Linked DNA regions of Homo sapiens: region 2 is linked to region 1. Evidence: chromatin loops called from intact Hi-C (ENCODE). Cell type or tissue: heart left ventricle. All regions are shown on one strand. Links, peaks and the distances in the headings refer to the core of each region. The heading gives the core; the rest is flanking DNA.

Evidence for each region. Peaks named below come from ENCODE experiments on the same cell type or tissue, not always from the same donor. Only the 100,000 strongest peaks of a DNase experiment are listed, where the experiment ranks them.
Region 2: it touches region 1 in a loop (2.5-fold over the local background); 1 of 110 quality-filtered maps calls a loop at or near these places.

Annotation. Positions count from the first base shown.
Region 1 is chr20:64,114,181-64,126,888 of GRCh38, reverse strand. No RefSeq gene overlaps it. Among named protein-coding and RNA genes, the nearest start is that of NPBWR2, 13 kb to the right of the region's middle. RefSeq lists enhancers at 2,576-3,775, 6,179-6,473, 6,142-6,641. In heart left ventricle, for the core only: CTCF peaks have their summits at 6,069 and 6,269 (motif pointing right); a DNase peak (open chromatin) is centred at 6,298; H3K4me3 peaks cover 247 bases; H3K27me3 peaks cover 2,928 bases.
Region 2 is chr20:63,998,003-64,010,088 of GRCh38, reverse strand. It overlaps PRPF6 (pre-mRNA processing factor 6), which reads right to left. Exons shown (of 21, transcript NM_012469.4): 7 at 10,950-11,044; 8 at 10,330-10,486; 9 at 8,850-9,012. Among named protein-coding and RNA genes, the nearest start is that of PRPF6, 23 kb to the right of the region's middle. RefSeq lists a silencer at 4,823-4,995 and an enhancer at 9,936-10,438. In heart left ventricle, for the core only: no CTCF peak of the experiment used is centred there; a DNase peak (open chromatin) is centred at 5,235.

The DNA.
Region 1 (12,708 bases), core at 2,014-10,013:
TGGTATTTGAGTATAAAGCTATAGTAATCAAGACAGTGTGGTATTTGCGTATAAAGCTGTGGTAATCAAGACAGTGTGGTATTTGAGTATAAAGCTATAGTAATCAAGACAGTGTGGTATTTGAGTATAAAGCTGTGGTAATCAAGACAGTGTGGTATTTGAGTATACAGCTGTGGTAATCAAGACAGTGTGGTATTTGAGTATACAGCTGTGGTAATCAAGACGGTGTGGTATTTGAGTATAAAGCTGTGGTAATCAAGACAGTGTAGTATTTGAGTATAAAGCTGTGGTAATCAAGACAGTGTGGTATTTGAGTATAAAGCTGTAGTAATCAGACAGTGTAGTATTTGAGTATAAAGCTGTGGTAATCAAGACAGTGTGGTATTTGAGTATAAAGCTGTAGTAATCAGACAGTGTAGTATTTGAGTATAAAGCTATAGTAATCAAGACAGTGTGTTATTTGAGTATAAAGCTGTGGTAATCAAGACGGTGTAGTATTTGAGTATAAAGCTGTGGTAATCAAGACGGTGTAGTATTTGAGTATACAGCTGTGGTAATCAAGACGGTGTGGTATTTGAGTATAAAGCTGTAGTAATCAAGACAGTGTAGTATTTGAGTATAAAGCTGTGGTAATCAAGACGGTGTGGTATTTGAGTATAAAGCTGTAGTAATCAGACAGTGTAGTATTTGAGTATAAAGCTGTAGTAATCAAGATAGTGTGGTATTTGAGTATAAAGCTGTAGTAATCAGACAGTGTAGTATTTGAGTATAAAGCTATAGTAATCAAGACAGTGTAGTATTTGAGTATAAAGCTGTGGTAATCAAGACAGTGTGGTATTTGAGTATAAAGCTGTAGTAATCAGACAGTGTAGTATTTGAGTATAAAGCTATAGTAATCAAGACAGTGTGGTATTTGAGTATAAAGCTGTGGTAATCAAGACGGTGTAGTATTTGAGTATAAAGCTGTGGTAATCAAGACGGTGTAGTATTTGAGTATACAGCTGTGGTAATCAAGACGGTGTGGTATTTGAGTATAAAGCTGTAGTAATCAGGACAGTAGTATTTGAGTATACAGCTGTGGTAATCAAGACGGTGTGGTATTTGAGTATAAAGCTGTGGTAATCAAGACAGGGTGGTATTTGAGTATAAAGCTGTAGTAATCAGACAGTGTAGTATTTGAGTATAAAGCTATAGTAATCAAGACAGTGTAGTATTTGAGTATAAAGCTATAGTAATCAAGACAGTGTAGTATTTGAGTATAAAGCTGTGGTAATCAAGACAGTGTGGTATTTGAGTATAAAGCTATAGGAATCAAGACAGTGTAGTATTTGAGTATAAAGCTGTGGTAATCAAGACAGTGTGGTATTTGAGTATAAAGCTGTGGTAATCAAGACGGTGTAGTATTTGAGTATAAAGCTGTGGTAATCAAGACGGTGTGTTATTTGAGTATAAAGCTGTGGTAATCAAGACAGTGTGGTATTTGAGTATAAAGCTTTGGTAATCAAGACGGTGTGGTATTTGAGTATACAGCTGTGGTAATCAAGACGGTGTGGTATTTGAGTATAAAGCTGTAGTAATCAAGATGGTGTAGTATTTGAGTATAAAGCTGTAGTAATCAAGACAGTGTAGTATTTGAGCCAGGCATGGTGGCTGACACCTGTAATCCCAGCACTGCTACTAAAAAAACAAAACAAAAAAAAAAAACTAGCAAAGTGTGTCCGGGCGCAGTGGCTCACACCTGTAATCCCAGCACTTTGGGAGGCCAAGGTGGGTGGATCATGAGGTCAGGAAATCGAGACCATCCTGGCTAACACAGTGAAACCTCATCTCTACTGAAAATACAAAAAAATTAGCTGGGTGTGGTGGTGCACACCTGTAATCCCAGCTACTTGGGAGGCTGAGGCAGGAGAATCGCTTGAACCCAGGAGACAGAGGTTGCAGTGAGCCGAGATAGCGCCACTGCACTCCATCCTGGGCAATAGAGGGAGACTCTGTTTCAAAAAAAAAAAAAATGAAATCCTAAGGCCCCCACCAACTCAACAGACCCCCTCTTGGCCAAGGGAACCCCAGAAAACCTTAAAAACTGAATCCCTGGCCATGATGGGAAGGGAAGTTGGACACATCTCATCATACATCTCAGGCATTAATGTTAAAATAGATTTCATAAGACCAACAAAACAAACTATTTGTGACAATAAGATATCAAATTATAAACAGGACCTAAGGCTGTGCCAGACAGGAGTTAAGTCACACACCCCTATGGGTTAAGAAGCTTATATCTTAACTCAAAACATTCCTTTCTGCTGACTCCAATTTTTTAATTAAACTTTATACCTTTAACCAGTTGCAAATTAAAGAATCTCTGAATCAACATATAACCTGTACACCCTGCTTCAAGATACCCTGCCATTTGGGGCCAAACCAATGTCTACCTTCTATGTATTGATTTCTGTCTTTGCCTGTAACTCCTGCCTCTCTGAAAACTATGAAACCAAAGTATAATCTGACTGCTGGGGGCACACTTTCTCAGGACCTCTCAAAACTGTGTTCTCCAGGCTTTCTCAGGAAACTCGAAACTGTGTTCTCCAGGCTTTCTCAGGACCTCTCGAAACTATGTTCTCCAGGCTTTCTCAGGAAACTCAAAACTGTGTTCTCCAGGCTTTCCCAGGACCTCTCGAAACTGTGTTCTCCAGGCTTTCTCAGGAAACTCGAAACTGTGTTCTCCAGGCTTTCCCAGGACCTCTTGAAACTGTGTTCTCCAGGCTTTCCCAGGACCTCTCGAAACTGTGTTCTCCAGGCTTTCCCAGGACCTCTCGAAACTATGTTCTCCAGGCTTTCCCAGGACCTCTCGAAACTGTGTTCTCCAGGCTTTCTCAGGAAACTCGAAACCATGTTCTCCAGGCTTTCTCAGGAAACTCGAAACTGTGTTCTCCAGGCTTTCCCAGGACCTCTTGAAACTGTGTTCTCCAGGCTTTCCCAGGACCTCTCGAAACTGTGTTCTCCAGGCTTTCTCAGGACCTCTCGAAACTATGTTCTCCAGGCTTTCCCAGGAAACTCGAAACTGTGTTCTCCAGGCTTTCTCAGGACCTCTCGAAACTGTGTTCTCCAGGCTTTCTCAGGACCTCTCGAAACTGTTCTCCAGGCTTTCTCAGGAAACTTGAAACTGTGTTCTCCAGGCTTTCCCAGAACCTCTCGAAACCATGTTCTCCAGGCTTTCTCAGGACCTCTCAAAACCGTGTTCTCCAGGCTTTCTCAGGACCTCTCGAAACCGTGTTCTCCAGGCTTTCCCAGGACCTCTCGAAACTGTGTTCTCCAGGCTTTCTCAGGAAACTCAAAACTGTGTTCTCCAGGCTTTCTCAGGACCTCTCGAAACCGTGTTCTCCAGGCTTTCCCAGGACCTCTCGAAACTGTGTTCTCCAGGCTTTCTCAGGACCTCTCGAAACTGTTCTCCAGGCTTTCTCAGGAAACTCGAAACTGTGTTCTCCAGGCTTTCCCAGGACCTCTCGAAACCATGTTCTCCAGGCTTTCTCAGGACCTCTCGAAACCGTGTTCTCCAGGCTTTCTCAGGACCTCTCGAAATCGTGTTCTCCAGGCTTTCTCAGGACCTCTCGAAACCGTGTTCTCCAGGCTTTCCCAGGAGCTCTCGAAACCGTGTTCTCCAGGCTTTCTCAGCACCTCTCGAAACTGTGTTCTCCAGGCTTTCTAAGGAAACTCAAAACTGTGTTCTCCAGGCTTTCTCAGGACCTCTCGAAACTGTTCTCCAGGCTTTCTCAGGAAACTCGAAACTGTGTTCTCCAGGCTTTCTCAGAACCTCTCGAAACTGTTTTCTCCAGGCCATGGTCATTCATATTGACTCAGAATAAACCTCTTTAAAATATTTTACAGAATCTGTTTTTTTCCATTAACGTTATTGAGTTTTGAGAGTTCTTGATATACTCTGGATACAAGTCCTTTATCAAATATGTGATTTGCAAAAATTGTCTTACAGCCTTGGGCTTGTCTTTTCATTTTCTTAGCAGTGTCTTTGGAATAGCAGAAGTTCTTAGTTTTGATGAAACATCTTATTTATTTGATGGATTATGTTTTGATATCCTATCTAATAATGTTTTGCCTGATCTAAGTTTGCAAAGGTTTTCTTCTATGTCCTCTTATAGAAGTTTTATAATTTTAGCTTTTACATTTAGGTTTATGATCCATATTGACAATATTTTAATATAGTACAAGGTATGGATCAAAGTTCATTTTTTTGCATATGGATATCCAACTGTTTAGCATCATTTACTGAGAACAAAACTTGCCTTTATTGAATTGCCTTTGCAGCTTTGTTGAAAATCACTTGCTCATATTTGTGGGTCTATTTCTGGTATCTCTAATTTGTTCTATTGATCTGTCTATCTTGATGCAAATACCACACTGTCTTTTTTTAAAATATTATTTCTTTTATCATGATACTTCTCTTTCTTCTTTCTTTTTTTTTTTTTTTTTGACAGTGTCTCACTCCGTCACCCAGGCTGGAGTGCAGTAGTGAGATCTCAGCTCACTGCAACCTCCGCCTCCCAGGATCAAGTGATTCTCGTGCCTCAGCCTCCTGAGTAGCTGGAATTACAGGTGTGTGCCACCACGCCTGGCTACATTTTTTGTATTTTTAGTAGAGACGGGGTTTCACCATGTTGGCCAGGCTGATCTCAAACTCCTGACCTCAAGTGATCCACCCACCTCAGCCTCCCCAGGAGCTGAGAACTCTGGCAGGGAGACTCTGTGGTGTAGGAACCCCAGGTCTCCAGCCATGTCTGAAAAACAGTGTTAACCCACGGCTTCACCCCAGCTTTGAAACACCTGGGTGTTCTTCAGAAATACCTGCTATAGTTTGGACGTTTGTCCCCGAACCTCATGTTGAAATTTAATCCCCGATGTTGGAGGCGGGGCCTGGTGGGAGGTGTTCGGGTCATAGGGAAGGATCCAGAATGAATGGTTTAGTGCCCTCCTCATGGTGATGAGTGAGTTCTTGCTCTATTAGTTCCCACACGAGCTGGTTGTTTTAAAAAAATCCTGGCATCGCCCCTCTCTCTCGCCTCTTCTCTTACCATGAGACACCTCCCGCCATGAGTGCACGCTCCCTGAGGCCTCCCCAGAAGCAGGTGCCGGCACCGTGCTTCCCGTACACCCTGCAGAACCGTGAGCCAAACAAACCTCTTTTCTTTATAATGGCCCAGCCTCTATCCTTCTCCTCACCTAGGAAAAAGAAAAAGAAATTACCCAGCCTCAGATATTCCTTCATAGCAACACAAAACTAGGACAACACTGGTGCCCAGGCCCCAGCCCAGACCAAGCACATCAGAGCCTGGGCATGGGGGTGGAACCAGCTCCAGTGAGCTCCTGAAGTCCCCAGGGGATTCTGTGCACATCCAGGGTGGAGAACTTGGCCGTAGACAGTCCAGACAAAAATATTCTTTATACGATTAGCACAGAGTTGTTGTTTAAACTCAGTGGTAAGAACAGAACACAAGAGTTTTAACAGGAGTCATAGTTTTCACCATTAAGAATCTTTACCTACTATTGGAATCCAGGTACACACATTTACCCTGGGGTTTAATTTGCTGTGTAAAATTGACTTGGTTCTTTTACAAATTGCTGGCAAGTTGAGGTTGGGGCCACCACAAAACAAGTCTCTAGCAAGACAAAGAGCATAGTTGTGTGTTTGGGTCTCTCCACACCAGAATGGAGCTCCTTGTGGGCAGAGGCTGGCTTGCCCCTTGTCTTAGTCTGTTTCCTGCTGCTTATAACAGAAACTGGGTAATTTAAAAGAAACAAAATGTATTTCTTACAGTTCTGCGGGCTGGGAAGTCCAAGGTCAATGGGCCACATCTGGTGAGGTTTTCTTGCTGGTGGGAACCCCAGAGTCCCAAGGCAGTGCAGGGCGTCGCATGGTGAGGGGCTGAGCGTGCTGGCTCAGGTCTCTCTCTTCTTATAAAGCTACTAGCCCCACTCCTATGATAACCCATTAATCTATAAATAAATTAATCTATTCATGAGGGCAGAGCTCTTGTGACCCAATCACCTCTTAAAGGCCCCACCTCTCAATACTGCCACATTGGGGATTAAATTCCAACTTGAGTTTTGGAGGTGACAAATATTCAAACCACAGCATCCTTAAATCATCAGAGACTGGCCTGCCTGCCCCCATGTCCACTCGAAAATGAATGCCGCGCAAGCCCCCACCCCCACCCTACTGAATGGTCCCTTTTCCTCTGCAGCAGTTCTCGGAACTGGCCACTGGGGGTCAGGGTTGGTCCGCGTCGCACAGAACCTGGCTCAGCCAGGAGCCACAGGAAGGACCCTGTTCCTCTACCCCAGCCAAGGGAAAACGGCGGCCCCTCTGTGGTTCAGCAGAGCTAGTCCAGGAACAGTGGGGCTTCAAAGTGCTTCCCCTCCATGGCAGAGCCAGCGCTGGCCTGCTGGTCTCCCAATTCTTTGCCCAGGCTAAGAAGGGCGCACACACACACACACACACACACACACACACACACACTCTCTCTCTCTCTCTCTCTCTCTCTCTCTCTACCTCCGGGAAGTTCTCCCTGCCTGTGGCTTGCAGCTTGCTGCCGCTCACCAGCCTCCCGTCCTACTCACAGCTGACTTGAGGTCAGTGCTCCCTCCAAGCATCCACCTGAGCTGCCCAGGCCCAAGGCCGAAACCCCAGACCAGGTCCAGAGCAGCACGGGCAGGTGGGACCTCAGATGGGGCTGGCCCAACACGTGCAAGCCTCCAGCCTGAGGCAGGAAAATTACGATCCCCATTTGACAAGTGAGGAGACAGAGGCTCAGAGAGGTTGGGTAACTCACCCTGGGCCACACAGCAAGGAAAAAGCCAGTCCCAGACCTGTACTCCTGACCTCCACCTGGTCTGCTCCCCTCAGGAGACTATCTAGGCCACAGTGGCACCCTTGACTGGCCTGAGTTGGGAGCACAGGTCCACAGGGCTCTTTACCCGGTTCCACGGCAACAGTCCCCAGGCCACATACCTATGAGCACAGTTTGGACAGTGGAGCAGTCTCTGGCCCGACCACAGGCAGCACCCCAGGAACTCCACGTGCCTTCGGGGTGCACTCAAGTGGGTGGGGAAGAGGGGCCTAGAGCTCCACCTCAGCCTCCTTTGTCCTGAGTGAGCAGGGCCCCACTCACCTCCCCGAGCAGCCAGAGATGTGACGGAGCCTCTGTGGGCAGAAAACATCTCCCAGGTGATAAGCAGCAGGTATGAGGTCTCCCTGGTGAGAGTGTGAGCTCCCCACATTCAACACTGCCGGAGCCCTGAGAGGAAGCCACAGGCTCTGGGAAGCTCCGTGCGGAAGCTGAGTGCCCTGTTGCTCCACGGTTAGCAAGCACGCTCCAGGGAAACTCCATCAGAGCCTCCTGTTCCCATCTGCTAGATGGGATGACAGTAGTACTGCCCCTGGCCATTGTGGAGACAAAATGAAACACGGATGTATCTTTAGCTGTCAGCACCCGGCACATAGGAGGCATTCAGAACCAGAGACAGACCAGGAGGAGGCTCAGATCCCAGGAGTCGGCAAAGGTGGAGATGGAAGGAAGTGAGGTGGGATGGGGCCCAGCCATGCTGGAGGAACTGGGGCTGTCTTCTGGCTGAGCCCAGGCCTGCCCCCCTCCCGACATCAGGGTGCCCTCATGCCCCACACAGCTTTGCCCAGGCCCTCCCCACCACATCAGGGTGCCCTCATGCCCCGCACAGCTTTGCCCAGACACCCCCCCCCACATCAGGGTGCCCTCATGCCCCGCACAGCTTTGCCCAGACACCCCCCCAACATCAGGGTGCCCTCATGCTCCGCACAGCTTTGCCCAGACACCCCCCCCAACATCAGGGTGCCCTCATGCCCCGCACAGCTTTGCCCAGGCCCCCCCGCCACATCAGGGTGCCCTCATGCCCTGCACAGCTTTGCCCAGACACCCCCCACCATATCAGGGTGCCCTCATGACCCGCGCAGCTTTGCCCAGACACCCCCCCCCAACATCAGGGTGCCCTCATGCCCCGCGCAGCTTTGCCCAGACACCCCCCCCAACATCAGGGTGCCCTCATGCCCCGCACAGCTTCGCCCACGCCCCCCCCCGCCACATCAGGGTGCCCTCATGCCCCGCGCAGCTTTGCCCAGACACCCCCCCCAACATCAGGGTACCCTCATGCCCCGCACAGCTTTGCCCAGACACCCCCCCCACATCAGGGTGCCCTCATGCCCCGCACAGCTTTGCCCAGACCCCCCCACATCAGGGTGCCCTCATGCCCCGCACAGCTTTGCCCAGACACCCCCCCCACATCAGGGTGCCCTCATGCCCCGCACAGCTTTGCCCAGACCCCCCAACATCAGGGTGCCCTCATGCCCCGCACAGCTTTGCCCAGACACCCCCCCCAACATCAGGGTACCCTCATGCCCCGCACAGCTTTGCCCAGACACCCCCCCCCACATCAGGGTGCCCTCATGCCCCGCACAGCTTTGCCCAGACACCCCCCCAACATCAGGGTGACCTCATGCCCCGCACAGCTTTGCCCAGACACCCCCCCCAACATCAGGGTGCCCTCATGCCCCGCACAGCTTTGCCCCGACACCCCCCCCACATCAGGGTGTCCTCATGCCCCGCGCAGCTTTGCCCAGACACCCCCCCAACATCAGGGTGACCTCATGCCCCGCACAGCTTTGCCCAGACACCCCCCCCAACATCAGGGTGCCCTCATGCCCTGCGCAGCTTTGCCCAGACACCCCCTGCCACATCAGCGTGCCCTCATGCCCCGCGCAGCTTTGCCCAGACACCCCCCCCCAACATCAGGGTGACCTCGTGCCCCGCACAGCTTTGCCCAGACACCCCCCCCAACATCAGGGTGCCCTCATGCCCCGCACAGCTTCGCCCAGGCCCCCCCCCGCCACATCAGGGTGCCCTCATGCCCCGCACAGCTTTGCCCAGACACCCCCCCCACATCAGGGTGCCCTCATGCCCCGCACAGCTTTGCCCAGACACCCCCCCATCACGGTGCCCTCATGCCCCGCACAGCTTTGCCCAGAGACCCCCCCACATCAGGGTGCCCTCATGCCCCGCACAGCTTTGCCCAGACAACCCCCCCCACATCAGGGTGCCCTCATGCCCCGCACAGCTTTGCCCAGACACCCCCCCAACATCAGGGTGCCCTCATGCCCCGCACAGCTTTGCCCAGAGACCCCCCCCAACATCAGGGTGCCCTCATGCCCCGCACAGCTTTGCCCAGGCACCCCCCCACATCAGGGTGCCCTCATGCCCTGCACAGCTTTGCCCAGACACACCCCCAAAATCAGGGTGCCCTCATGCCCCGCACAGCTTTGCCCAGAGACCGCCCCCAACATCAGGGTGCCCTCATGCCCCACACAGCTTTGCCCAGGCCCCCCCGTCACATCAGGGTGCCCTCATGCCCTGCACAGCTTTGCCCAGACACCCCCCCAACATCAGGGTGCCCTCATGCCCCGCACAGCTTTGCCCAGGCCCCCCCCCACATCAGGGTGCCCTCATGCCCCGCACAGCTTTGCCCAGGCCACCCACACACACATCAGAGTGCCCTCATGCCCAGCACAGCTTCTCCTGGAGGGAACACTTTCTCATATGTCCCCCGGGTAGGCCCTACTGATAAACAGTGTGTCCAGGACCAAGAGATTTCCTGGGATGTGGGGCATTCAGTGCTAAAACCTGGACAGTCCTGGGCCAATCCAGACTGTTGGTCACCCTTCCTGCAGAGGGGACATAAGAGGTCACAAGGTCACCAGGCTGATGCTCCTGAGAGGGCACAGCCAAGATGGACACCAAGTCCTGTGCTCACAGTATCCTCACCCGGCTGCCATGGCTTCTGGAGAGCAAGGCCATGGCTTGCCATACATGTAAGCGGGGTGGGGTCTGGGCCGGGCTGTGACTCCCCTCACCCAGACTAGGCAGGGACACTCAGCCTCCCCCAGCAGAGGGTGGCTCCTCAGGCTTCAGGAAGAGGCCCGAGAAGGAGGAGCCCCAGGGTCCAGGGCTGGAGACAAAGCTCAAAAGACGCACAGCACAGACACAGCGCTGGCCTGGAGTCCGGGGGGAGGCGGAGAGGGGCCATGATGAAGAGTTTAGAGAGGGCCCTGGGCACAAGAAGTGGGGCCCGACCTGGGCGGGAGGCAACCATTCAGCTGAGGCCTGGGGCTGAGCTGGCGTCCCCAAGACCCCCTGTGCAGTGGGCCGTGGCCGGCCTCCCACACCTCTGTCCACCTCTGTCCACCTCCTCTGTCCCGTCCCTAGGCTTGTCTGGACTTTGCTCTCCTCCAAGACTGCAGCCATGAAGATCCTCATGCCACAGCCCCTGCAGACCCTCATCTCCCTTCAGGGGGCCTCCAGCCTGAACCCTGGCTCCCCTTGATCCCCACCCAGCCTTTCATACGGTGCCCTTGCCCAGCCCAGAGCCCTGACTGCCTAGGTCTGGCCCAGACCACGCTTTTGGCTTCTGCATCAAAAGCCATTAAGCTAAACGCCATCACCACTCTTCCAAGACTGCCGTGTTCTTTTAAATCATCCCATAAACACAAGGCGGATGGTGACGTGGCCCACGCCATGCCCCGCTGAGGGTGGGGTCCCGACTCCCTCAGGCTCCCAGAAGCCTCGGCCAGATGAGGGGCGGCATCAACCCGGTGAGCCCGAATTGGCTCAAAATTCCAGAAGCCAAAAAGACGACAGCGCGGCGTGAGAATTGTTGGCACCACAGCTGCAAGCACCAGCCGGGTGTTGGCAGCAGCCCCATGCCCCCACCTCCATCCCCAGCACAGGGTGGCAGCCCGAAGGCCACAGGACCCAGCCGAGGGCACGGCCCGGCTTCCGCTACTGACTTGGCCTCGTCCGTTGATGACTGAGGCCACGGTTGTGGGGGTGGAAGGTGAGGGAGCTGCCCAGTCCTAGATTCAAACCTCTGTCTACCCCCTTGGGTACCGAAAGCTATGGTGACCACAGAGCCTGCACAATTAGACTCATTACAGGCACGTCTGCTGCAGGACCTGCAGGCCGGGCAGAATCTAGGTCAGCACAGGGGAGGGCCAGATCCAGCTCCTGCCCTTCCCCACTGCAGACCACATTTTGGAGCTGGATATAGGCTGAGGTCACAGGCAAGGAAAACTGCCCCGCAAGGCCACGTATACCACCTCACACCTCACCTCACCTGCGCCACCGCACAGCCGTGCCACACCTCACCAACGCCAAGGCACACCTGTGCCACAGCAGCAGCCTGGAGCCACCACGTGGCTTTTGTACATGCCCAGCTCCAGCACATGGACGTCTGCACAGCCACCGAACCTCAGAACCTCAGCAGGGATGCAGTTGCTATGACAACCTCAAGACTTTAAAAACCTGCTCCTGCCAGTGCTGCCTCTCCTGGTAAAAGCCTCCTCCACCTGCCATCCCTGCGACATCCCTGGGGATGGAGGAGGGAGGCCACTGAAGACCTGGTGTGATGTGGCCTACTGCCCTGGGCTGAGCACACTGGGATGGGGACAGGGTGGACCCGGAACCTGGCCCAGGACTCCATGGAGGGCTATGCAGGAGAGACAGATGTGTGTGTCCTGAAGGGCATGTGACAAACAGGGCCAGGACAAATGGAGAAACTGAGGCCCCTTCTGACTTATAAAGGTTTATCTGCTTCTCAGAGCTGAACCATCATTCACAGCTCTTTCTAGCTCAGTTCCTCTGACAAAAAAAAAACCATCACAGACTCTGGAAGTGGAGCCTATCCCCCTGCATGGTCAAACGTTCTGGACTGGGTAGAGCTGCAGTCCTCAGCTGGGCCCCCTCCTGGCTGCTGCCAAGGCAGTAGCAAAAGAGTCCCATCCACAAGCCCTGGACAGAGGTACCACCCCAACCCCTGCCAGGTCCCAGCCCAGTCTGAGCCCCCAGCACTGAGCCCAGGGCCTGGCATGCAGGGCACATTGGTTACATGGACCAGCAGAGGTGCTGGGAGCAAAGGGGTGGAGATAGGAACCAGGGCAGCCCATCAGCAGGAGGTCCAGGGAGGAGTTGGCCCATAGCGGGGTCCCCAGAGCTGAGGGTGACTCCACTCCAGTCCTCGCCGGTGCAGCAAAATGTCTAGCTCTGTGCAGAGAACGGGGATTTGGAGACAGAGGATACAACATGCACCAGCCAGGTGCCACCTCCCAGCACTGCCCCAGCTGCCCGCCCGGCAAAGCTCTTCTTCAGGGTCCTCACAGCTACACAGATTCACCTTCGGCATCCCCCGTGCCACAGCCTGCCTGAGATTTCATCACAGCAGGATCCCTGCTCACTGGCCACAGAAAGGCGTGGGCCATGGCCCTTCCAGCCCTGCAGCTGCTGGCTCCTCCTAGATGCTTGCCCAGTGACCCTCCCGAGGCTCCTCGAGCAGAGAACAGGGTCAGGAACAGGCTCCCCCGAGTGAGAGGTGCCCTCCTGGGCTCTGAACCTTATCAGAGAGACTCAGGGCATGTCCACGGGACGTGTGAGCAGGAATGTGTGCAGCCAGCACATGAAGCCTGAAGTGGGGCCCAAAAGTGCATCGAGTCATGCATGCAGACGTGTGTGGGTACAACGATGTTAGCCTTGCATGAGCAAATGAGACAGGGCATGTGAACATGACACATGGGGGCTGGATGCCATGAACACGGGGAATGAAACATGCGTGTGCACCGAC
Region 2 (12,086 bases), core at 1,401-9,400, 120 kb after region 1:
CAGGGACCACACACCTGCCCTTTATGTGGCTTCCTTCAGGTCTGGGGCAGACACAAACAAGGACAAACGGAGCATCTTGTGGTAGCAGAAAGCAAGGAAGTGACTGAAGACTGCCAGGGTCATATCAACAGGACTCAGGAAACCAGTGACCACGGGAATGAACCTCAAAAACATGCTGAACAAAAGAAACCAGTCCCAAAACAGTTTATACTATATGACTCCCTTTATGTGACGTCTGAAAAGAGGCAAAACTAATCTTGGTAAAATAAGTCAGAAGCATGACTGCCAACGAATGGGGATAGTATGGATTGATTGAGAGGCACCAGGGGACTTTCTGCGGGGATGGAAATGTTTTTGTTTTTGTTTTGAGACAGAGTCTCATTCTATTGCCCAGGCTGGAGTACAATGGCACGATCTCAGCTGACTGCTACCTCCGCTTCCTGGGTTCAGAGATTCTCCTGTCTCAGCCTCTAAGGTAGCTGGGACTACAGGTGCGCACCACCACGCCTGGCTAATTTTTGTATTTTTAGTAGGGACGGGGTTTCACCATATTGGCCAGGCTGGTCTCAAACTCCTGATCTCAAGTGATCCGCCCGCTTCGGCTTCCCAAAGTGCTGGGATTATGGGCGTCAGCCACGGTGCCCACCCTGGAAATGCTCTATGCCTTGGTCGAGTGTGGGTTACAGGGGTGCATGCACTTGTGAAGACATCAAACTGCACACTTAAGATCTACGTAATTCACTTCAAATATTTACGAAAAAATGCCAGTGTCTGAAATACCTCTCTTTTTTTTTTTTTTTTTTTTTTTTGCGATGGAGTCTCGCTCTGTCGCCAGGCTGGAGTGCAGTGGCGTGATCTCGGCTCACTGCAACCTCTGCCACCCGGGTTCAAGCGATTCTCCTGCCTCAGCCTCCCAAGTAGCTGAGTACAGGCGTGCAGCCACCATACCCAGCTAATTTTTGAAATTTTAGCAGAGACAGGGTTTCACCATGTTGGCTAGGATGGTTTGATCTCTTGACCACATGATCCGCCCGCCTCGGCCTCCCGAAGTGCTGGGATTACAGGCATGAGCCACCACGCCCGACCTAAAATACCTCATTATTACATGTTTTCCCTTAAATAAAAATACCTAAAACTTAAAAAAAATTCAAGAGCAAACTAGAAGAGACTTCCACTGGACAATGATCAGAGAGTCTGAAGGTCAATAAGCATATTAAGAATATTACCTGCAATGTATTCAAACCCATGAAATACCACAGCATTCAATAGTTCATAACAAAGCTCCAAGAGACCATTAGTCACCTTTGGAGAATGCTAGAGAATCAACGCATCATCCCGAAAGTTGAAAGGAAGCAAATCAAATATCTATTCTGTCTTTCCCAAATAAACTCAGAATAACCAAATCATGGATATAGGAAAATTCTTCTCTTAAGAATAATTCTGGCAATAAAAGCAAAGAGTGACCTAATTATAATGTCACCGTTTTGCACACCCTAATGAAGGAACAGATGCGGGCACGGGTCACCAGCCACTGCCAAAGGCAGGAGCTGAAAGGCTGTGGAGAACTCCATGAAGGACACTGGGGCCACTGAGCAGTGACAGCCTCTGCAGCTCCTGACGCTGCTTGCATTGCCACGAATATTTCCTTGATAAAAAAAGAAAAAAAAAACACAAAGCTTACTCTTATGAGTCTCCAAATCTACCTTCCAATTTACAAGAGGATACAGGAAACAGAGGATACAGGAAACGAGACCCACATGAAACAATCTCACAGGCTGCAGTGAGCAAACCCTGATGTGAGGAATCTCAAGGAAAAACAACCCAATTCCATCAACAAACCGAGAGAAGACATCAACCAAACGGCAATGTTCAGACTTTGCTTAGATCCTGATTCAAACCAACCATGTGTGCATGTGGTTATGCATGCATGTGCCCGTGCAGGTACTGACATGACAGCTGGAAAAATATGAATGCAGTAGACATTTAATGATGTTAAGAAATTAGGCCGGGCCAGGTACAGCCCGTAGCTCACGCCTGTAATCCCAGCACTTTGGGAGGTCGAAGTGGGCAGATCACCTGAGGTCAGGAGTTCGAGACCAGCGTGGCCAACACAGTGAAACCTTGTCTCTACTAAAAATACAAAAATTAGCCAGGTATGGTGGCATGCACCTGTAATCCCAGCTACTGGGGAGGCTGAGGCAGGAGAATCGCTTGAACCCAGAAGGCGCAGGTGCAATAAGCTGAGACTGTGACACTGCACTCTAGCCTGGGTGACAGAGAGAGACTCCAACTCAAAAAAAAGAAAAAGAAATTAGGCCAGGCAGCTGATTGTGGTGGTTCACACCTATAATCCCAGCATTTTGGGAGGCTGAGGTGGGAGGATCGCTTGAGCCCAGGAATTCGAGACTAGCCTGGACAACATGGCGAAACCCTGTCTCTACAAAAAATACAAAAATTAGCTGGGCGTGGTGGCATGTACTTGTGGTTCCAGCTAGCTGGGAGGCAGAGGTGGGAGAATCGCTTGAGCCCAGGAGGTGGAGGTTGCAGTGAGCCAAAACTGCACCACTGAACTCCAGCTCCAGCCTAGGCAAAAGAGGGAGACTCAGTCTCAAAAAAAAAAAAAAGAGGAAAAGGGCAGGGCAGGGGAGGGGAGGCGGGGAGGGAAGCGGAGGCGGGGAGGGGAAGAGGGGACGGGAGGCAGAGGGGAGGGGAGGCGGGGAGGGGAGAGGGCAAGTGAGCTAGCTCTCCTGCAGGTACCTGCTCTCCTGCTGAGAAACAGCCCCAGGCTGGCTGTGAGGCCCTGGCAGGGAATGAACACTCAGCTAAGGGACATAAAATGACTGAGCAACCTGCTGCCCACTCCAGGTGTTACTGACAGACCAAGCCACAAGGTTGGGCAGATGCAGCAGTGGCCTCATAGGGTGGAAATGGCACCCAGGAGATGGTGTGGAAGGAAGGCAGGTGCAGCACAGCTGCCTAAGCTATGGGGCAGATGCCTCCTGCACTGGTGGCTGCTCAACCGCTTTCCTCCCTCAGCCCACACTGACAACCTCTGGGGAGTCCCTTAGGGTCAAGGGACTGAGAAGACAAAAGTCTGCTGTGGTTTACGCATGGTTCTGCACAGCACACTGGCACTGACACCCCTGGCCTTATTATCTGGATGTCCACTTGACCAACTGAAAGACGGCCAGAAGACGAAGCTATATGAATTCACCGATTCAGGCAGAACATGGTCTTACCATGTGCCCATCACTCAGAGCCATGGCCTGGCAGCCCAGTAGGATGCCACAAATGCTGTGAATAGACACCAATCCCGGCTGGATCTCACAGCCAGAACACACGGGTCTAGGAATAAACAGTGATGTCTGAATGGCTCAAGTCCCATCTCCGCTGCCACAAGTCCCGTCTCCACTGCCAAGAGTCCCGTCTCCGCCTCCTTGGACCCTCCTGTCAAGAGAGCTGGTCCAAAGGCCGGGTGTGGTGGCTCACATTTGTAATCCCAGCACTTTGGGAAGCTGAAGCGGGTGGATCATGAGGTCAGGAGTTCGAGACCAGCCTGGCCAACACAGTGAAACCAAACCCCATCTCTATTAAAAATACAAAAATTAGTCGGGTGTGGTGGCAGGTGCCTGTAATCCCATCTACTTGGGAGGCTGAGGCAAGAGAATTCCTTGAACCCAGGAGGCGGAGGTTGCAGTGAGCCGAGATTGCGCCACTGCACTCTAGCCTGGGCAACAGAGCAAGACTCAGTCTCAAAAAAAAAAAAAAAAAAGAGCAAGCTACGAGCTACTCCAAAGGGAGTATGTGCCAACCAGGGTGCAGACCACAGCTCCCTCTGGCCTCCTCATGTACCAGCCCTGGCTGGAGAGGCTAACCCTGACTCCCAAAGCGAGACTGAGTTGCTGCCACCCACTGTGGGAGACTATCTAGAGGCCAGTCCTAAAAACAGTTTAGTATTTCTGCTTTTACCAGTAAAAGTTAATGGGAACTACAGCCACCAAAAAAGCAAAACTACCAACAAGTCAGACCCTTTGGGGATAAAGATATGGGTCCTGGCTGAGCACAGTGGCCCCCATCTGCAGTCCCAGCATTTTGGGAGACTGAGGTGGGAGGATCACTTGAGCCCAGGAGTTTAAAACCAGCCTGGATGACACAGGGAGACCTCGTCTCTTTGAAAAATTAAAAACTCAGCCAGGCATGGTGGTATGTCCCTGGAGTCCCAGCTATTCAGGAAGCTGAGACTGGAGGATAGTTTGAGTCTGGGAGGTTGAGGCTTCAGTGACCCATGATCATGCCACTGCACTCCAGCCTAGGCAACAGAGCAAGATCCTGTCTCAAAATAAAAATTATTTAGGCATGGTAGTATGTACCTATGGTCCCAGCTACTCAAGAGCCAGAAGCAGGAGGATCACTACAGCCCAGGAGGTTGAGGCTGCAGTGAGCTGATTGCAACACTGCTCTCCAGCCTGGGCAATAGGACGAGGCTCTGTCTAAAACAAAAAAAAGATTTGGGTTACTCATCCAGGTCAAGAACCCTGACCAAGCAGGGTGACAGCAGAGGGCACAGCAGTAAAGAAGGAAAGTCCTAACCTCCAACCAGGCGACTAGGCATAGAGAGAAGACACAGAACGACCCAGTTGTTTTTCCTGTGCGCTCTCACCTCGACTGCGTGGGAGATGAGTGCTCTATTTGTCTAAATATGAACTACTTCCCTTAATACTTTGTACATTGGTGGAGATGAACTTCGCGTCTCTAAAGAACAGAATATTCATGCGGGACTCAATTTATGGAGTCATTAACTTACGACTCCCAGGACTCTGTGTCTTCAAGTTTTGGGAGAGAGCTGACATATCTCCATGGCATCTCATCAGCAGCCCACAGGCATGGCACTAAAACCAACAAGGTCACCTTCCCCAGGTGCTTTCGGAAGCCACATGGCACACCATGATACAATGGCCTTCAAGGAGTGTGACTTTATGAGCAGAAGTGGAGGAAGCACACACCCCTGAAGTTGGCCTAGAACAGAAGAGTATTCTGAATGCTAGACACAGCCATGAAGACGTGACCGTGCAGAGGCCAACATGCTCTCCGGGGGTCACGTGACTGCAGGGAAGACCCTCAACCTGAACTGTGCCATTCCTGTGCCCCCAGAGGGACACGCTGGCGACGGCCACTGAAGGATGCCACGCTTCACAGGCCAGAGCATATGGCGTTAGTGTAAAATAACTCCACTTCCACACATCTGCATTAACTAGCGGAGTACACAGCATGTGAGTGCATTATTGTAGGGGAGCTGCCAGTCGGGCCTCCCCAGGGGACTCTGCACGTGGGACACCCCACCCTGGCCAGGAAGCTCACATGCTGCACCCTCCCCAATCCTGAAAGCCCTCTTCCCTTTTACAGAGGAAGACATGGAAGCTCAGAGGCCAAGCACCATGCCTAAGGTTACTCAGCCTCCTCAGGTCTCAAGATCAGCACCCAAAACGCCCATTCTCCCAACAAAGGACTAAGGTGTCAGCTCAGCCCAACAGCGACCCAGAGCTCACAGAGACCATGCACTGCCAGGCTCCCTGGCTGGCAGGTGTCCTAAGTCACCAGTGGAAGTAGCTGTCATCTTAATTTCAAAAACCAGACCCTTCAAGCAACGTGTAAGTGTTTGCTAATAACCAAATGAAGCAGTGCTGGGCTTCACCCCAGGAAAAGAATACAGTTTTTGGAAACACTCTTGGGAAAGGGCAGGCCAGGACCAGTATTAGGGCAGCGGCAAAGGCCATCCTGGAGATCCTGGGTTCATTCCACCTTAGCCCAGCTTCTCTGCCTGAGAGAGCACAGCCAGGAGGCCACTCCCTGAGAGAACAGCCGTGGAAACACAGTCCCTCAACACTCCCCGAAGGCCCCCGCCTCCAACAGCATACTCCCATCTCCAAATCCAAACCAACTGGAAATGAACCCAGACAATCTGGTGGTGAGCAGGGAGTGGCCACAAAGACATTCATGATCATTCATCAAACTGTGGCAGGAAGAATTCAATAGAGCTTTTCTAAGTAAACAATACTAATTACCCAGACTTTCATGGGCTCTTCATCAAAGAACTATTTCTTCCTAGCTGAAAAAAGATAAACTGATTTCTACAAACCCAGACAGGTGCTAACTTTCTGTTCCTGGCCACCTCATTATAAGACGCTGTCTCTGGCCGGGCGCGGTGGCTCACGCCTGTAATCCCAGCACTTTGAGAGGCCGAGGCGGGTGGATCATGAGGTCAGGAGATCAAGACCATCCTGGCTAACATGGTGAAACCCCATCTCTAATAAAAATACAAAAAAAAATTAGCCAGGCCTGGTGGCGGGCGCCTGTAGTCCCAGCTACTTGGGGGGCTGAGGCAGGAGAATGGCGTGAACCTGGGAGGCGGAGCTTGCAGAGAGCCGAGGTCGTGCCACTGCACTCCAGGCTGGGCGACAGAGCGAGACTCTGTCTCAATAAAAAAAAATAAAAGAGGCTGTCTCTGAGCATTCACTGAGCAGCTGGGCTGCGGTCAAGAAACCAGCCTCGACAGAGGAAAGCACGTTCACATGTGAGTGCACAGGGTCGGGGGAACATGCATCACAGGCAAGCAGCCTTCACCTGTCTTCTAACAGACGTAGACAGTAAGTGAATGAAACTATATTTGATAAGGGGCTTTCTACCAAAGAGCCCTCATCTGCACGGTCCTATCAGCACAGAAGCCTCAATGGGATATTTCGCTTAAAGACATTTGGAAAAACAAGAGCTGGAAAGCTCTCACTGAAAACTGCCCTTGATTCCATAAAATACACTTTATTTTTCCTAGGCTATAAATTCAGGAAGAATAGGCTGGATGCGACGGCTGATGCCTGTAATCCCAGCTCTCTGGGAGATCAAGGCAGGAGGATCACTTGAGGATGGGAGTTTGAGACAAGCTTGGACAACACAGCAAGATCCCATCTCTACCAAAAATTAAAAATAGCTGGGCATGGGGGTGGGACCTATACTCCCAGCTACTTGGGAGGCTAAGCTGGGAGGATCGCCTGAGCCTGGGAGGTGGTGGCTGCAGTGAGCCAAGATCGTGCCACTGCACTCCAGCCTGGGTGACAGAGCAAGACGCTGTCTCAAAAAAAAAAAAAAAATCTGGCCGGGCACAGTGGCTCACGCCTGTAATCCCAGCACTTTGGGAGGTCGAGGTGGGTGGATCACTTGAGGTGAGAAGTTCAAGACCAGCCTGGTCAACACAGTGAAACCCCGTCTCTACTAAAAATACAAAAATTAAGCAGGCGTGGTGGCAGGTGCCTGTAGTCCCAGCTCCTCAGAAGGCTGAGGCAAGAGGATTGCTTAAACCCAGGAGGCGGAGGTTGCAGTGAGCCAAGATGGTGCCATTGCACTCCAGCCTGGGGGACAAAGTGAGACTCCATCTCAAAAAAAAAAAAAAAAGAAAAGAAAAGGCCAGGCACAGGGGCTCACGCCTGTAATCCCTGCACTTTGGGAGGCCAAGGCAGGAGGATCACTTGTGGTCAGGAGTTTGAGACCAGCCCGGCCAACATGGGGAAACCCCATCTCTACTAAAAATACAAAAATTGGCCAGGCATGGAGGCGCACACCTGTAATCCCGGCTACTCGGGAGGCTGAGGCAGGAGAATCACTTGAACCCGGGAGGCAGAGGCTGCAGTGAGCCAAGATCGTGCCCCTGTACTCCAGCCTGGGCGACAAAGCGAGACTCTGTCTAAAAAAAAAAAAATGGATAGAAGCCACCTGCATAGGCCAGGTGCAGTGGCTCACGCCTGGAATCCCAGCACTTTGGGAGGCCGAGGCAGGCAGATCACAAGGCCAAGAGATCGAGACCATCCTGGATAACACAGTGAAACCCCATCTCTACTAAAAATACAAAAAGAAATTAGCCAGGCGTGGTGGCAGGCGCCTGTAGTCCCAGCTACTCAGGAGGCTGAGGCAGGAGAATGGTGTGAACCCGGGAGGCGGAGCTTGCAGTGAGCCGAGATCACGCCACTGCACTCCAGCCTGGGCGACAGGGCGAGACTCCATCTCAAAAAAAAAAAAAAAAAAAAAACCAGAAAAAAAAAACAAAAAATGAAAAAAAAGAAGCCACCTGCACAGATTAGCTTCAGAACAGCCCCCTGACTAGCACTCGTTCTGGACCCAGTTCAAGAGCAGCATCTACTACACACTTCCAGTGACAGGAGAAACAGTGCTCCTTTTATGAATCCACAGTAATAAAAATAAACAAACTACCCACAAAAGCTCTACCCTGGCAGGAATCCCTGGATGGAATCAGGTTGCCTGGTAGGCACACCGTCTGTCGTTATCTGACCTGAGCTGACGGCACACGCTGCATCGCGGGAGCAGAAGGCACAGCCTCGTCAGCAGCAGGAAAGAGTTCAATCAACGTGTGGCTCTGGTGCCTTCTCAGGAGAGAAAATGAGTAACACCCACAACGGGTCTGCACGTGCCAGGTGCCGGCTCAGCTCTTCACACAGACCATCTCCAGAGCCCCAGGACACAGGCTTTGAGCTACCGTTGTTCTCACCCTGCAGATGAGGGAAGCCTGGACCAGAGTGACCGCCCAAGCATCCAAGATCACACACTGGAAAAAGGCAGGAGTGAGGGCTCAACCCAAGCATCCCTTCCAGGATGGGAACTTGCCCACCACAGTATCCCTCCCCCATGGGGGTCCAAGGGCAGAGGCAACCCAGCCTGAGAAAAGGCCTGAAAAATGTCCCTGGTTCCTTATCCACTCTCACCAAAAGCCTGAGCCAGGAGCAGGAAAGCTGCTGAGAGGAGGGGCCCCAAGGAGGGAGAAAGCAGCACCTCCGAGGGAGGCTCACCTTTCCGAAGAACCCGCTTCTTTGCACGAATGTCCGTTTCCAGCTCTGCGGCTCTGATGTAAATCCTGACAGACTGTGGGAGATGACGGACAGCTTGGGCTACCACGGCCTTGGCTGTGTCCCCAGGCTGCAACCTGGCTGCTTCCAGCCAGACATCTTCACTCTGTGAGGCAAGAGATAAGACCAATAAGGCTCAGTGCAGGCTGGAAGCCGCAACAGGGCAGCAGGCACAGATCTCCAGAGCAGATCCTCGGGCCCCAGAATTTACGAAAGCCAATTAGCTCAGCCTCTAACACACCTGCACCAGGAGTCGCCCCCTTATAACCACACTTGGGAACATGGCTACCATATGTCTGACTGAAGAACACCTAATGGCCGGGCGCGGTGGCTCACGCCTGTAATCCCAGCCCTTTGGGAGGCCGAGGCAGGTGGATCATGAGGTCAGGAGTTTGAGACCAGCCTGGCCAACATGGCAAAACCCTGTCTCTACTAAAACTACAAAAATTAGCCGGGTGTGGTGGCAGGTGCCTATAATCCCAGGTACTCAGGAGGCTGAGGCAGGAGAATTGCTTGAACCCGGGAGGCAGAGGTTGCAGTGAGCTGAGATCACGCCACTGTACTTCAGCCTGGGCAACAGAGCGAGACTCAAAAAAAAAGAAAAAAAAAAAATGAAACACCACTTTGTGAAAAGAGCATGATTTCCTTCAGGACAACTCCATGGACAAAGCAGAGACTGCACATCTGCTCGGGTCGTTCTTTTTTGTTGTTTTTTTTTTTTTTTTTGAGACGGAATCTCGCTCTGTCGCCCAGGCTGGAGCAGCATGGTGCAATCTCAGCTCACTGCAACCTCCACCTACCGAATAGCTGGGATTATGGGCACCTGTCACGACGCCTGGCTAACTTTCATATTTTTAGTAGAGACGGGGTTTCGCCATGTTGGCCAGGCTGGTTTCTAACTCCTGACCTCAAGTGATCCACCCGCCTCAGCCTCCCAAAGTGCTGGGATTACAGGCGTGAGCCACCGTGACTGGCCACCATTAGGCGGGTGAAGAGCTGACCAACTGAGCTCTTTATAATGAAGCTTAGCCTGCCGTCAAACCAGTGGTGGATTCAGGCGTGGTGGATTCAGGCATGGTGGCGGGCGCCTATAGTGCCAGCTACTCTGGAGGCTGAGACAGGACAATGGTGTGAACCTGGCAGGTGGAGCTTGCGGTGAGCCGAGATCGTGCCACTGCACTCCAGCCTGGGTGACAGAGCGAGACTCCGTCTCCAAAAAAAAAAAAAGTGGTGGATTAGCCTTCACTCCACATGAAAACAAGCAGGAAAAAGCCCTTGGCTGCTTTTCACATCCTCCCCCAGCCTGCCCTATTGTCTGTAGTTTCAATACCAAAAGACAAAGAGATTTGCTCTAACAAGTTTACTCCCGTAGGGGCCACAATCACGCAGCCTCCCAGGAAACGCCTCCCAGGAAATACCTCACCTTGGGGCACATCTCCGTCCCCTTCATGATAAGGTTCCGAGCTACTTGTAGCTTCCCAGTGACTTCTTCCAGGCGGGCTGATGCAATCCAGGCTGGCGGGTGATGAGGGTTCGTCTCCCGAACAGACTTGAGGAGCAGTCGCGCCTTCTTGATATCACTATGAGAGGGAGAGTGCACACGGCATCAGGCCATGCTGTCAGGGGTGCACCCGAGACCTGGGATGAGGGCACCCACTTCACAGTCACAATGTAAGAACTATCAGTCCTGATGTCCTGAGTTACAAAAACCAACTCAAAACCTCAGTGCGCACTATTCCAAGCCTCTGTAGCCTCCCCGCAGACAAACGCTGAGAACCGAAGGTCCAGATGGGACATGTGGGACACAGCCAGCTGCTTTCCTGCCCAGCACAGGCAGGGACTTTGCAGTATCATATGTAACACATTGAGTGTACGCAATGAATGGATACAGATACATTTCAAATGGAAAAAACAAACTACTCCACTTTACATTTCTTAGAACCGCCATGTCCCATTTTGACAGCATACTGTCCATATAAAATCCAAAATACCCTAGGCAACTAGAGTCTCCATCCCAGCCCAGCGATTCTGCAAAGCACTCACTTGATGTCTCCTCCGTGTGTCGGGATCATGGAATTTAAATCCGTCAGGTAGCCTTTGGGGTCAACGACGGTCTGTCCACTCACGGAGTCAGACACCTGTGAGACAGGCCAAGCTAAGAGTCAGCTGGACATGACCAGGTGCAAAACAAAGTTCTCAGAGGGTCCCTGGTGCCCCTCCCACAACCCTGAGAGAGCAGTCAGAAGGAGAAGGAAAACAGCCTTCATTTCACTCAGACAACACCTTGTGATAATAACAAATTTCTTCTGTATGGAAAAAGATCTATTTTTTTTTTTTTTTTGAGATGGAGTCTCGCTCTGTCGCCCAGGCTGGAGTGCAGTTGTGCAATCTCGGCTCACTGCAAGCTCCACCTCCCAGGTTCACGCCATCCTCCTGCCTCAGCCTCCCGAGTGGCTGGGACTACAGGCGCCCGCCACCACACCTGGCTAATTTTTTTGTATTTTTAGTAGAGACGGGGTTTCACCGTGTTAGCCAGGATGGTCTCGATCTCCTGACCTCGTGATCCGCCCGCCTCGGCCTCCCAAAGTGCTGGGATTACAGGCGTGAGCCACCGCGTCTGTCCAAGATCTATATTTTTATTTATTTTTTTGAGACAGGGTCTCACTCTGTCACCCAAGCAGGAGTGCAGTGGCAATCATAGCTCAGTGCAGCCTCCAGCTCCTGGGCTCAAGGAATCCTCCTGCCTCAGCCTCCCAAGATTCTGTCTCTACAAAAAAAAGTGTAATTTTTGACCAGGCGTGGTGGCTCACGCCTGTAAACCCAGCACTTTGGGAGGCCAAGGTGGGTGGATCACAAGATCAGGAGTTCGAGACCAGCCTGGCCAGGATGGTGAAACCCCGTGTCTACTAAAAATACAAAAATTAGCCAGGCGTGGTGGCACATGCCTGTAGTCCCAGCTACTCAGGAGGCTGAGGCAGGAGAATCACATGAACCTGGGAAGCAGAGGCTGCAGTGAGCCGAGATCACGCCACTGCCCTCCAGCCTGGGTGACAGAGCAAGACCCCGTCTCAAAAAAAAATAAATAAAATTTTTATTAAAAAAGAAAGAATAGAAAGCAGGGTCTCTGACAAATATCTGTACACCCGTATTCACAGCAGCATTATTCACAATAGTCAAAAG